Regions from separate parts of the Mus musculus genome. Here region 1 is linked to region 2. A link is a loop called in an ENCODE intact Hi-C map of the cell type or tissue named here. Cell type or tissue: heart. All regions are shown on one strand. Links, peaks and the distances in the headings refer to the core of each region. The heading gives the core; the rest is flanking DNA.

Region 1 (7,286 bases), core at 1,901-5,900, 88 kb before region 2:
CAAGATAGCTGGACTGGCTAGGCAGTGGTGGCGCATGCCTTTAATCCCAGCTTGGGAGGCAGAGGCGGGCAGATCTCTTGAGTTTGAGGCCAGCCTGGTCTACAGAGCAAGTTCAAGGACAGCCTTTTCTCTACCCTGTCTCGAGGAAAAAAGAAAAAAAAGATAGCTGGACTGTATTTGAAATCTCCCCAGTTATGAGGACATGTCACCACCATTTGTGGCGAGCTCCTTTCCTGACGCCGAGAATGAAACCAGAGCCATAGACTGCAGCTGTGTGATAGCTCCACAGTAAAAAAGATTTTCCCTTTCTGTGGTGTTCACGAAGGATGTTCACTGCAGCTGGGACTCAGAACTGCACACTTGGCCTTGTTAGAGCCAAGTTAGAGCCTCTTCCTTTTGGCTTTGAAGTTTGATATCCTTCATGACAAAACAATCTGGCCATTGTATCCAGATTCAAAGGGGTTTTAAAAACAAACATGATGTCTGTGTTGTACAGCCTCCTTCCTGTTGGTTATTTAAAGGGTGTACCTTATGTATTAAAGAACACTTCATGTCAAAGGAACTGGAAAAAATCCTAATTTATGTTTGGGTGTTACCAAACATAAACTTTTATATATAAATACACACACACATACATACATACACACACACACACACTTGCTGAGAGTAAAATCTTACTATAAAAACTCTTTGAAAGGATTATTTTCTATTTCAGCATTTTGTGAACCTAACCATTTGTCCAAAGAGATCCCCTTCTTTAGTTTTGAGATCTAATGTAATTCTAGGCCTGAATTGTTCCACTTTCTGTTACTTTATTCAGATGTTTATTGTGGTGTTTTTTGAGGGGGGAGGAAGTAGCAGGTTTTTGTGACAAAGGGTCTTACTGTGTAGCTCAGATTGGCCTCAGAGTCAAAATCCTCCTGCCTCTGCATCTCAAGTCCTGTAAGTTGTAGGTGTAAGCCATCAGTCACATCCAGACACTAACAGCTTCTTTACGTAGAGTTGTTGGCCCAGGAGAACACCAGGTTTTCAGGTGTGTCTGGGTTCCATAGTTCTTCCTCATCAGTCAGTGATTGGCTTCACCTTGCTGCACTCCAGAACTGCACGGTAAATCCGCACAGAGCAGTAATTTCAGAGAAGGTTGTGTATAGTGTGAAATTCCCTCTCCAGAATTGGAAGTTTACACACCATCGGCTTCCTGTTCTGCCCTGCTCTTCTGTAGATCATGAATATATGGTATATAACAAAACATTTGGGGAGGGGCTGGTTTCTCTGTGAAGCCCAGGCTGTCCTAGAACTCACTGTAGACCAGGCTGGCCTCAAACTCAGAGATCCGCTTGCCTCTGCCTTCTAAGTTAAAAGTATGCTCACCACACCCAGCTAAACATGTGATTCCAGTCATAACCAAGTATATTCCGTATATGTGGCTGTTACGCCATTCAGGCCTTCCCTTCACTTGGCACTTAACCACCCTTAACCTGTTCTATGAAATTACCATTTTCTTGACATCTTACAGTGTTTGTAAAATGATGAGACTGGCATAGAGCCCTGCATTCGGGATCTGGCACATTTGAGTTCTCTGGTCTGAACCTTACTAGGAACTTAATTTTCGGTTGATCCAAGAGAGCATTCGAGTTGGAAATGTTCCATGTAAGCCTTAGGCCGAGCAAGTGTCTGGGGAAGTAATCCATTTCTTCAACCACTGTAAGAAAATAGTGGATTCTGAATGGCAGAACCACTGTCATTTAACCCTACCTCAGTGGTGCATCAGGCACATTAAGAGAATTCATTCTTTTAAGGTTGCTGGGTGGACTTGAATAACTGCTGAATTACCCAGCTGTAAGCAGTGGAACTATGTGAACCAGTATGAAATGATTGCACAGTGCTTTATGGAGAACGTTGGCCATTGGCAAGACCAGGACCGGGCATGTGGCCTGATTGCTGACTGGTCAGCCTTTTTACCTCTCTGCCTGTGGATGCCATGGACAAATCACTGACTTTATGAACAGTGGACTTTTCCCACTCCTGTGTCTTGATTTGGAGCTTAGCAGAGTTGAATCTTAGGATAGGTGATACTTCTTAGGCACCGCTGCAGGCCTCCGTCCCTAATCTAAGCACACCCAGTGGAAGTGCTGCCAATGTAAGTGGGTGAGACTGCTTGCTAGGATTTGATTCTGAAATATCCCGGCACTGTTGTGCCATTAAACCCTCAGGACATAGGACCTGGCTGGTACAAATAAGTCACCAACACAGGGTTGTCGGAAGTTTTTAGCCCAGCTTCTATCTCCAGCTGCCCTCTGCTTCCTGGTATGCTCTGGTGTGGTGAGCATCTGCTACAGGCTCCTCCCTGTGCTCTGTACCCTCTGAAACCTTGAGCCCCAATCAACCTCCCCTCCAGCTGTCTCTAACAGGTATTGTGGTGACTAACACTGCCCCAAGGTTAGAACTAACAAATGCTAAGTAAGAGCTAAGATCCTAACCCTCTGTCTCAAAAAAAAAAAAAGGAAGGAAGAAGAAAAGAAAATCTGTTCAGTATAACAAACTACTAGTTTTTGGTACTCCCCGGCATCCTGAGAATGTAAGTTGTATTCTGAAGGAAAGGGACTCCAAGGTTAACCCTAGGCTGAGCCTCGGCTCCAGCATCTGCTTCCTTGGGCCAGGGTCTCTGGAGGAGGAGAAATTCCTTCTTGGACTTTTTCCATTTCTTCTCTGCCCCTGTCCCTCTTAGTTCATAGAATATAGAGAGATGTTGCCAGACGTGCTTGCTACAAAGGTAAGCAAAAATGTGTAGAGAAGTGAAGTTGATAGGAAATGTGAGGTTCACTATCAGTGCAATTACCTGATGAGGTCAATGGAGACAGGTGATAGTCTCAGGAGGAAATGTGGGTACCTTTACAGTTTTCTAGTGGAGAAATCTCCACATCGGAGCTTAAAACTGTCTGGTTTTACTAAATCAAAATATAATTTATATATTTTATAATATCTTACTCCTTTGTGCCTCTAAGGAAGTTATAAATAAATAATACTTCTGTGGAAATATTCTTTAGAGCAAATAAAACTGACTCAAGTTCTGATCTCTGACAGCTTAGTCTATAAATTTAAAAAAAAAAAAACCTCTTTTTCTAATTGTGTTTTAGACACTTTGAGATGGCTTCAAAGTTGGAAGCCAGGACATGTCGGAACCAAAGAGGCAACATTTATGTGGCAGAGTGTCAAGCAGCTGCTAGCTGGGCTTAATTTTAGGTTCTGTCCTATGAAGAGAAACCCAAGGTCACTTCCTGCACTCCACACTGCTCAAGCCTGAGAAGGCAGCTGAATCACCTCTGCCCAGGTAGTCTGCCTTAGCTTATAAGGGCAGAACTATGGAACAAGGCTCCATCTGTCCTGCACGCACTGCCCGGGAGGAATAGAGACGGTTACCTCAACCCCAAGTTCTTCCCAGTCACCCTGGCTTCCTTCACCTTTACATTCATCTCTTCACTCCATCTGAAGATGTCACCCTGTACACCCTCCCTTCCCCTGAGGGTGTTCACCTACCACCTCTGGACCATTCTGTCTTTTCTTCCTTCTCAGTCTGCCCAGTAAAGGTTGTGTAAGGAAAAAAAAAAAAAAAAATCAATGACTTAAAGAATGCAGGCTAGCTTTACTGGAAACTGTGGCAAGAATCAGGAAAGGCTGAAAGGGGAGACAAGCACGTGGGCCCACAGAATTGAAACACTTTCCAGAATTATCAGCAACACACAAACAGCTCAACACTGCTCCAGTGAAAGAGGCTCCGAGCTCTCTCAACTAGTTGGATGTCTGGGTGGTGCTGTCCAGCCCTTTTGGCACAACTTGCTATGTAGCCATAGAACTGCTTCTCTACCCTCCATGACCCCGTAGTTTATGATCAGGTCCCTGGTCCTTTAGCTCTTCTCTTCCTGTTGGGCCGTCTCTGTTCTCCAAGATAGACCTAGCAGACCCCTGGGCTGTAAAATGAGCAAGAACGGTAACACCAAAGGATTCGCAATAGTCCTCGGTCCAGCAACCACTGAGAAAGGCTCTGTTCCTTGTCCTGGAACACAGAGTGCTCACCCCATGCCCCAAAAGAACTGCTTAGTCCAAAAGATGGAGAAGATGAGCAGCAGGGTGACACTGAGGATGACAGCCATCAGATAGGCGAAGATCCGGAAGTGAGGGTTGCGGACACACTCTCTGAGAGAGTAGTGACTGGGGATGGGCACCGGCCTGGTGTCAGGGGCTGTGTCCTGAGGGAGCCCAGTCTGGCTCCCAGGCTCAGCGCCAAGGTCCAGGGTGTAGACCCGAGGCTGACGCAGGAAGTAGCGGCTCTTGGGCTGGTCCTTGAGACAGAGCTGGTGGCCCTCTAGGATGACATGGTGGGGCTCTAGGCGGAGCAGGGTCAGCATGGCAGTGTCTGTAGGCAAGTCAGTGACTGGCTGCCCTGAAGCCAGCACGGTGGGCTGACGACAGAGTGGGCAGAGCAAGCGGCGCCTGGCTGGGGTTACCAGGCTGAGGTGGGCCAGGCATTCCACACAGAAGGAGTGACAGCAGTCTAGCACTTTGGGGGTGTGGAATGTGTTGTTGAAAGGGTTCCAGCAGACAGGGCACTCGGCTCTGAGCTCCTGGCCCTGTGGTTCGCTCATCCTCTGATCACATACAGGGAGCCGGAACCTCCAGAGGATGCCCTGTTAGGAGGGAGAAAGAGAAAGTATACCCATGGAGTGCTGCTGTCCCTGGACTTGGTCTGCAGCTCTCGGCTCTGAGAGGATAAAAGCTATCCACCCACATGTCACAGGTGGAGGAATGGATGTCTGAATGCATTTTGTCCAAGAGCATCCAGGCCTGGGTCACAGACTCAAGTCTGATGCTACACAGCTGCCCACCGCCCAGGGTGGAGGACTGAGCGACCCAATGGGTTACCTTTCTAGCAGCACCGGAATGAGAAGGCAGCGGAAGGAACAGCGCTGGGGCTTTGGAGATGCTAAAGAACAGGTGCTTCCTTCCCTGCAAACTCAAGTCTCTGACTAGAGCAGAGATGGGCTCTGTCCCTCCTCTGGAGACAAATGCCAGCCCCCTCTCTGCTCTTTCCTTTGGGGCCAGTGGCCAGCTTTTCACACTCAACTGACTAGTCCTGGTGAACAGTTCTTGAGAAGACTCCCCTACTCAGCCCCCCAGACCAGCTCTGTGTGTCTCTTCCTAGTTCTCTGCCTCCCCTGTCTCCTCCCACTTTCTCCCAACACCCACCTGGGTTTCTGTGAATTGTAGGAGGGGAATCGGAAAGACCACTCTGAAAGGTCAGAGTTTCCCCTGTCTCTCCCTCTCCTGAATCCGCCTAGCTTTGGGAAACTGCCACTTTGCCACCAACCCCAGGGCCGTTTCCATGACAGCATGCTCACAGCACCTGGAGCTGCTAGGTAGCCCTGGCTGCAGCCTCAGCACACTTGCCTGGAGTCAAGGCCAGAGTGGTGCCTGGGAGACCCAAATGAGACACACAGAGAAGCAGTCATGAATCCCCCCTAACAGACCCCCCCAGATACACACAGGGTGTGGCTAGCAATTGAATGTAGATACAGGTCCAAAGGTGGCCCCTGTCATACCTGAAATCACCAGATTGGAAAGGAAAGGGTGACAGTTTCCTACTTCTAGATCACCATGAGGATAAGTCTTCTGGGTCTCCTCTCTCTTGGGCCCTCGTTTCTTTTCTGAAAGGCTGGCATCTCCTTGCGCACAGGAGCTGCCTGCCATATGCTACGCTTGCTACATACACCTGAAAGATCTGACGACCAAATTCCCCAAAGCCTGTTTCTCACCTCCTCTTTTAACTTGGTAGCTGCAGCCAAAATAGGCAACCCTTTAGGACAGGGGCAGTCAACAGTCCCAGAGCAATCATGAAGAGAAGCATTCTGTCTCTGCTTCCTCATTTTAAGCGGAAACTCTTAACTTTTATCTCTTGCTTATATTGTTCACTTAAATTATTTGAGGAGCTGAGTTGCTGTCAGAGGGGACGAGGGTGGGGATGTACTTAAAACTACTTCTCCATCGAAACCATTCGCTTTACATGGAAACTAGAAGTGATTCCGTCTAGTTACAACAACACCGGGGTGACACTGGGACATGTTTTTGGAATTCTACAGTTACAAACACAGAAGGCGTCCATTCAGTCTACCTGCAGGGTATGTCCACCTGCAGGGTATGTGGAAAGAGCTAAATAGAAAGTATTCCTGTTCCCCTGAGATTCCTCGTGTCAGTAAAGACCCAGGAACTGTGTAAGGGAAGATTTCGGGGTAGCTCCAGTTCCTTAGAGAACTTATGTGATGCTCTGTTCCCTGACCAAATTGATGTCTGAAGCAAAACCTCTGTCCACTTTTACCCCGGGCCTCCTGGCTTTATCTACATCTTAGTCTCTGCTCTAAAGATGAAGCTCTGAAAATGTTTCATCTTTAAGGAAATGATATTCAGGGAGAGATGGTACAGCCATAACCAAAGCAAGGAGGGCCCCTAGGATTTGTGCAGATGCCCCATGCAATGAGCTGTTCACCTACCCAGTCACTGAGTGCTTACCACATGCCAGGTGCTGTACCAGGTACTGAAAGATAGAGGGGAATAAAATTGACCTTCTCTTTTCTCTCATGACATTCATAGGCTGCTGAGGCAAAAACAATATCTCATGAGTAATGAGAAACAAAGAAATAACAGATCTCACTATAATATATACTGTATGTGTATATCTTTCATTATAATATATTCCATATATATTATATACCTTTATATTAGTAAAAGAATGTGCCATCTCACCCACTGAAATACATGGCTTTAATTAATGTCATAAAGAATAAAAATGGAAGCTTTCTCCAAAGAGGTGATGTGATTGCTAACACAGTCTTGAAAAGAACCAGACAGACAGAGTGAGGGAAGAGCATGCCAGCCCAGAGGTGAGTTCTGCCAGTGTGAGGAAGTGAAAGGCAGATGGCTGAAGGGCTGGGGAAAGCAAGAGTCCAAAGTGCTCACAGCAAAGGCAGGAGGCAAAGTCTGTTAAGTCCCAAAACTCATTTGAGTTTTATTGATGGGGGTATAACTCATCCTTGACTTATTTTCATTTGTTTTTAATTTGAGATAGCTTAGACTGCCTTGAACTTGCTGTTTGTCCAGCCTGGGCTTGTGGAAATGTAGGTCAGTTATGGCTACAACAGCTAGTTCAAGTGTAATGGTGATGTCTGATATAGCTCAGGTGAGAGACACACAATGAGCATCTGAAAACATGTTCAGCATCCTTAGCCTCAGGAAAA
Region 2 (7,286 bases), core at 1,188-5,187:
GCTCAGCTTTCATCACGGGTCTTAGGACTGAACTCAGGCCCTCAAGCTGGAGCAGCACGCACTTTACAAACTGAGAGTGTGCCCAGTCCTCATCTTCCCCTCTCAACTCTTCCATTTCTCACCTTGGGAACTCTGCTGGGGACGCCAAAGATCAGGACACAGCGCAGGCCAGCTTCCACCAGAGGTCTCAGCATCTCTTCTAGCTGGTTTACGCCATACCTGGGGGAGGGACGGGGTAAGGAAATGTAAAGTGCTAAGGTAACAGGTGCCCTGCGCAGGCCTCCACCCCTTCAAACAATGCTTCTGCTAAAAGCCTGGCTGTAGGCTGGGGCTACGGCTCTGTGGGAACAGGCTGGCTAGCATGTGAGAGCTCCTCAGCAAAACGCTCAGTGAAGAGCCAAGCTGTGCAGGAACCCAGAGTGCAAGACCCACAGACCAGGGATAAGCAGTAACATACCCACCACAGGAGTGGGCAAACAGGGTCATAAACAGAGTGCTACAGAGTTAGCTGTGGCAGACTACTCCATGGCTTTTACTCAAGTCCCACTCAAGCCCAGATTCTGCCTGCAGCAGCCTCTGCCACAAATGTCCCCGATGATAGAACGCTTGTCACTTTACGAGGTCGTCTTCTGTACTGGCTAACAGCTTAGTCTCCCATGAAATCCTTCTTTCCACAGTGCCTTTCCAAATCTGCTACCTGCTGGGCGTGCTTCTATTTCCTGGTACTTTCACCCGTGAAATCTCTTCTCTTACCATCCCCTTGACAGTCACCACACCTCCTACCTGGCCACTCCTGGGAGGCTGGCGATAGGCTGGACATCATCAGGAACATCCCTGTAAGAGCAAGGGAGGGCTATGGATTGATGGCTGTGGGAAGGGGTGGTGGCAACAGTGCCTGGGAAGGATGAGAAGAGACATGGAAGTAGAGATGGAGGGAGTGCATAGGATCCTGTGTGTGGCTCCCGTGCCTGGGCAAGCCCAGGGCCTGAAATAACAACAGGAACAACAATGTGGCAGTGAGAACTGCAATAAGAACAGTAATCACTGGGAGGACTTGGACTCTCAAGTCACAGGGTCCTTGTGTCCCAGCTTAGATACATTCTGACTTAAGTGACTTTGGCCAAGACATGCCATCTTCATTTCAGGGCTTGTACGGTTCCAAAGACTACTGTCCTTAACCTCACAGGCCACTCACAAAACCTTCTGTTCCAGCCCACAGCCCACTTTAAGGCCCCCCTCCTCCCAACAATCCCATTGCCTGTTCCAGTCACACACGTGCTCCTACCCTGGGCAGATCCAGGGTCTGGCCCATTTGGGGGACTCACGTGACAAAGATGGGATAGATGAGGTTGGAGGCACTGACGGTGGAGGCAGCAGTCTGCCAGCTCCGAAGCAGTGGGTGAAAGTAGCCGCTGTGCAGAACAGACTGGTGGTGCATGGTCGGGGCAGTGGAACACAGAGAAGTCTGCTGGATGGAGTGGCGGCTCCTGGGTGTCTGCTGCAGCCTCAGCTCTGTAGGGGGCACCAGGAAACAAAAGACATGTGCCTGGGGTGCCGGCTGGCTCCCACGGTCCCGCCTCCCGCCCTCTACAGCCTCTGCTCCTCATGCTGTGGTTTTATCAATTGCTCCCTCTCCAGGGCAAGGTAAGGCAGGGATACCTGTAGAACCTTCAAAGCAATTTCAATGTCATAATAGTATTTGGGCCATGGTTCACAGGACTGCTAGTTAAAAACAAACAAACAAACAAACCCCACTAGTTTTCTTTTTTTTTTTTTTAAGATTTATTTATTTATTATATGTAAATACACTGTAGCTGTCTTCAGACACTCCAGAAGAGGGAGTCAGATCTTTTTTTTTTTTTTTGAGGGAGTCAGATCTTGTTACAGATGGTTGTGAGCCACCATGTGGATGCTGGGATTTGAACTCCAGACCTTCGGAAGAGCAGTCGGGTGCTCTTACCCACTGAGCCATATCACCAGCCCCCCCCCCCCCCACTAGTTTTCTAATAACTGTAAATTGTGTCCTAGCAAAGAATCAGAAAATTAGGAATAAAAGAAAAACCGAGTCGATTCTTCCTGTGTTCACTGTGAGAAGCACTGATCACCGCAGCGTTTAAACTTCAAATACTCCATGAAAAACGCCTACAATTATGGCGGATTCAGAGGTTACAATTTTTTTTTTTTTTTGTGATGCCATGGACATGTCAGGCAAGCATTCAACTACTGAGTTACAGCCCCAGCCTGAGTGCTTTGCTTTGATTTTTGAGACAGGGTTTTACTATGTAATTCAGGCTGGCCTCAAACTTGCTTGACAAGAATTTTAGATAAGCAGAAACTAAGATGCCCTGGAATTTTGCTGTTAGTGCCAAGTACTGCTAAGACCCTGCTGTGTGGGCTGAGGCAGTAGGCTCATTGTGTACCAAGCACTGTATGTATGACTGACGCGGACAGGCACATGCACCGTCCCGGTCGGTGGCTTCTTAGAGCTCCTGCGACCAAGGAGCCTTCTGTGCTGGCCAATCAGTGCCCTACACTGTACTTTCTTGTCTCCCCTCCTTCCCCCATTTTGTTGGTTTTCTTTTGAGACAGGGCTGGCTCTGAATTTCCTGAATGTAGCTAAGGATGACCATGGACTCCCGATTGTCCTGTGCCTACCTCCCAAGTGCAGGGATGACGATGAGATCGGAACCCCAGACTTTTACACACGTTAGGCAAGCACTTGTTTTGTGATGCCATGCTATCACCTTTCCCTACACTGTGCAGCCTTCCCTCAAGTAAGCATGCCACCAACTTCTCCCTTTCCCACCGCCACAGCTTCCTTCTTGCCCACTTCATAATCTCTCTTATATAACAGCTCCTTGTGGCACTGGCTTATCTTGTGGCTAGCTGACAGAGCTTCTGCAGGAGGCAGGGACTGTGCTGACTTCATGTCCACCTCCCACACCAGCCCTCCCCACACACTGACTCTAGCATAGGGCAGATATTTCATCCTGCTGAGAACGAGACAATAACTGCATGCCAAGTCAGTGATAGAAGACTGAAGGAAACCCGGGTGTCACATTATTTCAGGAGCACCTACTGTATGCCAGCCCACCAATATACCCTCATAGGTGCCTTCTGGAAGTCATAGGCCAGTCCCTGGAGGCAGGGCTGATAAGTGTACTGCAGAACCTGGCAGCCCAAGCCTACATGATCTATGGGCCCAGAGAGGAGGGCAGAAGAGTTTGTAGAAGACAGGGCTTGGGCTCTGTTCTGCAAGATGCGTGAATCTGGCAAGGATAAAGAGAGTGTTCCTTTACGAAAGTGAATGAGGATGACTGCAGACTGGTCTGAAGTCTTGAGGATGTAGCAGGGGTCATACAGAAGGGGTGGAGGGTTTTTGACAGGGATGAGTTCTGAGCAGCAAATAGGGCACTGGTCTGGCCAGAGCCTGGCTTTGAGAGAACTCTGTGGCTGAGGAGAGCAGACAGGAAGCAGAGGAGCACAGGAGCCATGGGAGGCCAGGAGGCGGAGGAGGAAGGGCCATCTGGAGGCAGCCAAGAGGCTGTCCCTTAGGGCGGATGCTCTGACCCAGGGGGCAGCAGAGACAGGGACAAGGCAGGAAGAGGGTGGTGGGACTCAGAGTTGGACAGCCAGCTCCATTTTAGACATTTCCTTTTGGCTACTAAGCAGCCAAGTAGGAAAAGAAAGGAAAGGAAAGGAAAGGAAAGGAAAGGAAAGGAAAGGAAAGGAAAGGAAAGGAAAGGAAAGGAAAGGAAAGGAAAGGAAAGGAAGAAAGAGAGAGAAAGCCACAGACAGTAGAGGCTGGAAGGCTTGAATCTCTGCTCCTCCAACAAAGGGGACATCAAGAGGGGGCACTACTCACCAAAGTCCTACAGCAAATTACCAGTGAAAACAAGCCCAGAACCCAGGGGATCCTTCAGTGTGCCTGGCTGTGCTCCCACTCTCTCAGGCTCCTTCAGCTCCCTCCCAAGCAGCTCAGGGGCCCACCTTATCCCCTTTCCCTCCTTGCTGGGGTTGAGGTTATCAGGAACCACACAAGGACCAACCCTGCCACCACACCCCTGGGTGGGCCAGCCTCTTCACAGGACACAAGAGAGGCCAAGCCTCCTTAGAGATGTTCTGGCTCCTAAGTAACACACTCAGCACATTCGAGAGTTTATCTATATAGACTCTTTGTGCAGAATTTGGTTCTCACATCTGCCAGGAGGTTGCCCTGAGATGTACAACTATTTGCTCAAAATGACATAGCTGGTTAATGATAAAGCCCCGAATCTGAATTTGTGCTGGACTCCAGTTGGTCTCCCTCTACCTAGGTGCAAGGTGCCAAAGGCAGTACTTTATCTCATTGAAGTTACATTGCGAAATCAACATAACTCTTAGCAATTATGAAATAGAGGCTCAGAGAGGTTATGGAACTCGCTCAATGCCATTCTGGATTGGAGTCAGGTTTTGGAACCAGGTGCATATTCTGCCCCAGAATCATCTCTGTAGCAGGCCCTGGCTTCTGGAGTCCACACCTGCATTCCCTGGCGTTCACTCATCTCCTTTAAGAGCTTAAGGGAGCAACGCTGATAGGCCATCTGCCCATAAGTAAAACTTGGAGGGCCACGGAGGAGCTGCGCTGCCCAGATTTTACTTCAGGGTAGCTGGGAGGGGAAGGAGGGGAAGAGAGGAGAGGCGTGTGCAGAGGCGCACCTCAGCAGTTCCTGGTTGCTTGTGGTGGGGAACCCCTGGACCCCTACGCTCCACCACTGAGTTACATTCCCAGCCAGAACAGTCCAACTTTGATTTAGGCTTTGTTTGCTTGCTTTGTTTTGAACTTTTAAGGGCTTATTTTATGGCTAGGAGTGTTTTGCTTGCATGCATGCATATGTATCACATATTTGCAATGCCCACAGAATTCAGAAGAGGTTGTGTGGTCCCCGGAACTAGTGTTGCTTATGGCTGTTGAGTCAACCAAACCCAAGTCCTCTGTGAGAGCAACATGTGTTCTTGATCACTGAGATATCTCCTGCCCGGATGCAGGTTTTTATTTTGGCCACTAGATGAAACTGAAAGAGACGTTGGTGCCGACTTAAAAGAAAAAAAGCTCTATTCAATCCCTCACAGTTTGATAGGAGAAATGAAGGGATGGAAGGCCACCTGAACTCACACAGTGAGTAAGGCAGAGGTAGGGACTAGCCTGAGACTTCCAGCCCAAGGCCCTGTACTATACAGCGTGTGATAGCAGATGCTTAATGAACGTCCATAGAGTGGGAAGGTGCCCAGAGTTGCTTCTGTTTTATAGAACCAATTCTAGATCAGGGTTTTTCTTTGAGAGAAGTCCTTCAGAGTCTGGAAGATTTCCAAACATGGGCAGGGCACTTTCCACAAATTAAGGGGGTTTGCAAACTTGAGCTTAAACCCTGTGCCTCATACAGTAACACAGGGGCCTAGGAATACAGGAACACAAGACCACAGGGGCCCAGGCTACCTTCTCTCCCATTGTACAACAGGTTCACTCTGCTAGCAAGCTGTACAAGGTATTGCAGAAACAACTGTTTCTGGGCCAAACAATCCCAGAGTCGATTCTATAACGACGGGCAAGGCCTTTCAGATCCTCCCCCACTTTTTTTTTTTCTTTCAAGATTTAAAATGTGCTGATATTATCAAGCCTGCGTGAAGATCAGATTACTGATGAGGTATGTCTAACACCACGGTAGCAGCGGCAAGTAACGCTAAATGTATGGCTAGTGCTGAGCTGGGATGAGTAGGCTGTACTGTGTCTGACCCTTCGCCACACCTAGGGAAGGACATACATTCCAGCCACTGCCTGAGGTGAGAGAGGCTAGCCGCCCTCCAGCAGCACGTACTAGACAAGAAGGAAAAGGAACACTGTAGTTTCTTAGAGACACTGCGGGGTAGCTTTTCTGAAAGACTGTAAAGGTCTCACCTCCCTTAGGAGGTAGCATCCCACAACCTGGGAGTGAGACTGCCACTGGGAGCAGCTGAGAGAAAGCTTCAGAGCCTGGGCTCCCAGGTTGTACCCCACAAAGAATTCCGGAGGCTGTGCTCTTGGCATAAATAGTAGTGAAGTGGTGCCAGCTCGAGCAGGCTCTGCCCTGGCTAGGGAGGAGACAAGTCAGGAGGGCCAGCTAGGTAGAAGGTTCAGAGCTGGGAAATCTGAAGCCCAAAGAGGCCCAGGAAAGGCATCTGTGGGCAGTTCTGAAAAGGTACTGCCCGGTGGCTCATTTGCATTTCCTGCACACTCTAGCTGCCACCTGCCACGGTGTTAGGAGGGGTTAAAGAAGAGACCTTAGACCTCATCTAGTGTGGGCGCTTAATCCCCCCTGCTGCCCGGGTCTAGACATTTCAAGCTAGGAGTTGCCTTTCCACAGACTGCTAAAATATTCTGGCTGAGAGCTTTTACATCAAACAACTGTAAAACTGAACTCGAGAAGGGCAGGTCTCATACAGCAGGTCAGCTATAAATATGGTCCAAACTTCTGGAGTCTAGCAGCCCTCAGTCCTCACCAGGACTTTTGGCATTAGAAGGACAGAGTTCACACGTTATAGTCCCAGTATGGAAGAGGCGACAGAGATTCCAGGTGAGAGTAGGGGAAGAAAGGTTTAACCTAGACCTGGCCACGGCTGGTAGCAGGGTGGTTAGTATGTGACTTTGGGATTTAAAAGGCATGGGGACAAATTCTTGTTTCAAGCTGCATGACTGCTTTTCTTCTCATGTGGTCTGGGTCTTAAGCGGATCTCAATGGATCGTTGTATGACTGAATGAGCAGAAGCAGGAGAGACCTAGCACAAGCGACCCTTATTGTTTTCCCCACTTCTCCAGCCTGCCAGACAGATCGCGCTCTGCAGAAACCGAGGCTACCCCTGAGGCCTCCGAGAAAGGGGGCGGGTGGAGCCCATCTTTGAGTCCCGAATCCCGGACGCAGCAAGACCTTGTAGCGGCAAGAATCCCGCCCACTCTAGTAGGTGCATAGGGACAGCGTCTCCGCTACAGCGTCAGAGCTTCGGGAACACAGCGCCATAGGGGTGCACCTCACCTTGTTCTGGGGTCCCGTCCCCCTTCAACCCGCCACTTCCCAGAGGCCGGCGCCTGCTCACGTACCAAGGACGCTGCTCGCCGCCGCTCCGAGCCGGGCTCTGGACACCGCGCTCTCCCGCTCTAAAAGCGCAAGCCCACGTGGGGGCGGGGCGGCTCACCCGGAAGCGGCTCCCGTACCGCCCGCCCCTCCGGGAATGCAGCTTACGCTCCCTTCGGGGCAGTCTCCGGATCACTGGTC

The links. A loop is a pair of places that touch in the nucleus more often than their neighbours do. Peaks named below come from ENCODE experiments on the same cell type or tissue, not always from the same donor. Only the 100,000 strongest peaks of a DNase experiment are listed, where the experiment ranks them.
Region 1: it touches region 2 in a loop (2.3-fold over the local background); 9 of 42 quality-filtered maps call a loop at or near these places.

The regions. Positions count from the first base shown.
Region 1 is chr4:62,423,917-62,431,202 of GRCm38, forward strand. Prpf4 (pre-mRNA processing factor 4) reads left to right here. Exons shown (of 14, transcript NM_027297.3): 14 at 1-3,074. It overlaps Rnf183 (ring finger protein 183), which reads right to left. Exons shown (of 3, transcript NM_001379625.1): 2 at 6,562-6,643; 3 at 3,624-4,685. The coding sequence starts at 4,643. The coding sequence ends at 4,071. Among named protein-coding and RNA genes, the nearest start is that of Gm30589, 6.9 kb to the right of the region's middle. In heart, for the core only: no CTCF peak of the experiment used is centred there; no DNase peak of the experiment used is centred there; H3K27ac peaks cover 522 bases; H3K27me3 peaks cover 295 bases.
Region 2 is chr4:62,512,749-62,520,034 of GRCm38, forward strand. Alad (aminolevulinate, delta-, dehydratase) reads right to left here. Exons shown (of 12, transcript NM_008525.4): 1 at 7,112-7,286; 2 at 1,326-1,512; 3 at 784-834; 4 at 123-219. The coding sequence starts at 1,438. Among named protein-coding and RNA genes, the nearest start is that of Alad, 3.7 kb to the right of the region's middle. In heart, for the core only: a CTCF peak has its summit at 3,553; DNase peaks (open chromatin) are centred at 2,903, 3,533, 4,003, 4,553 and 1 weaker place; H3K4me3 peaks cover 3,402 bases; H3K27ac peaks cover 3,228 bases.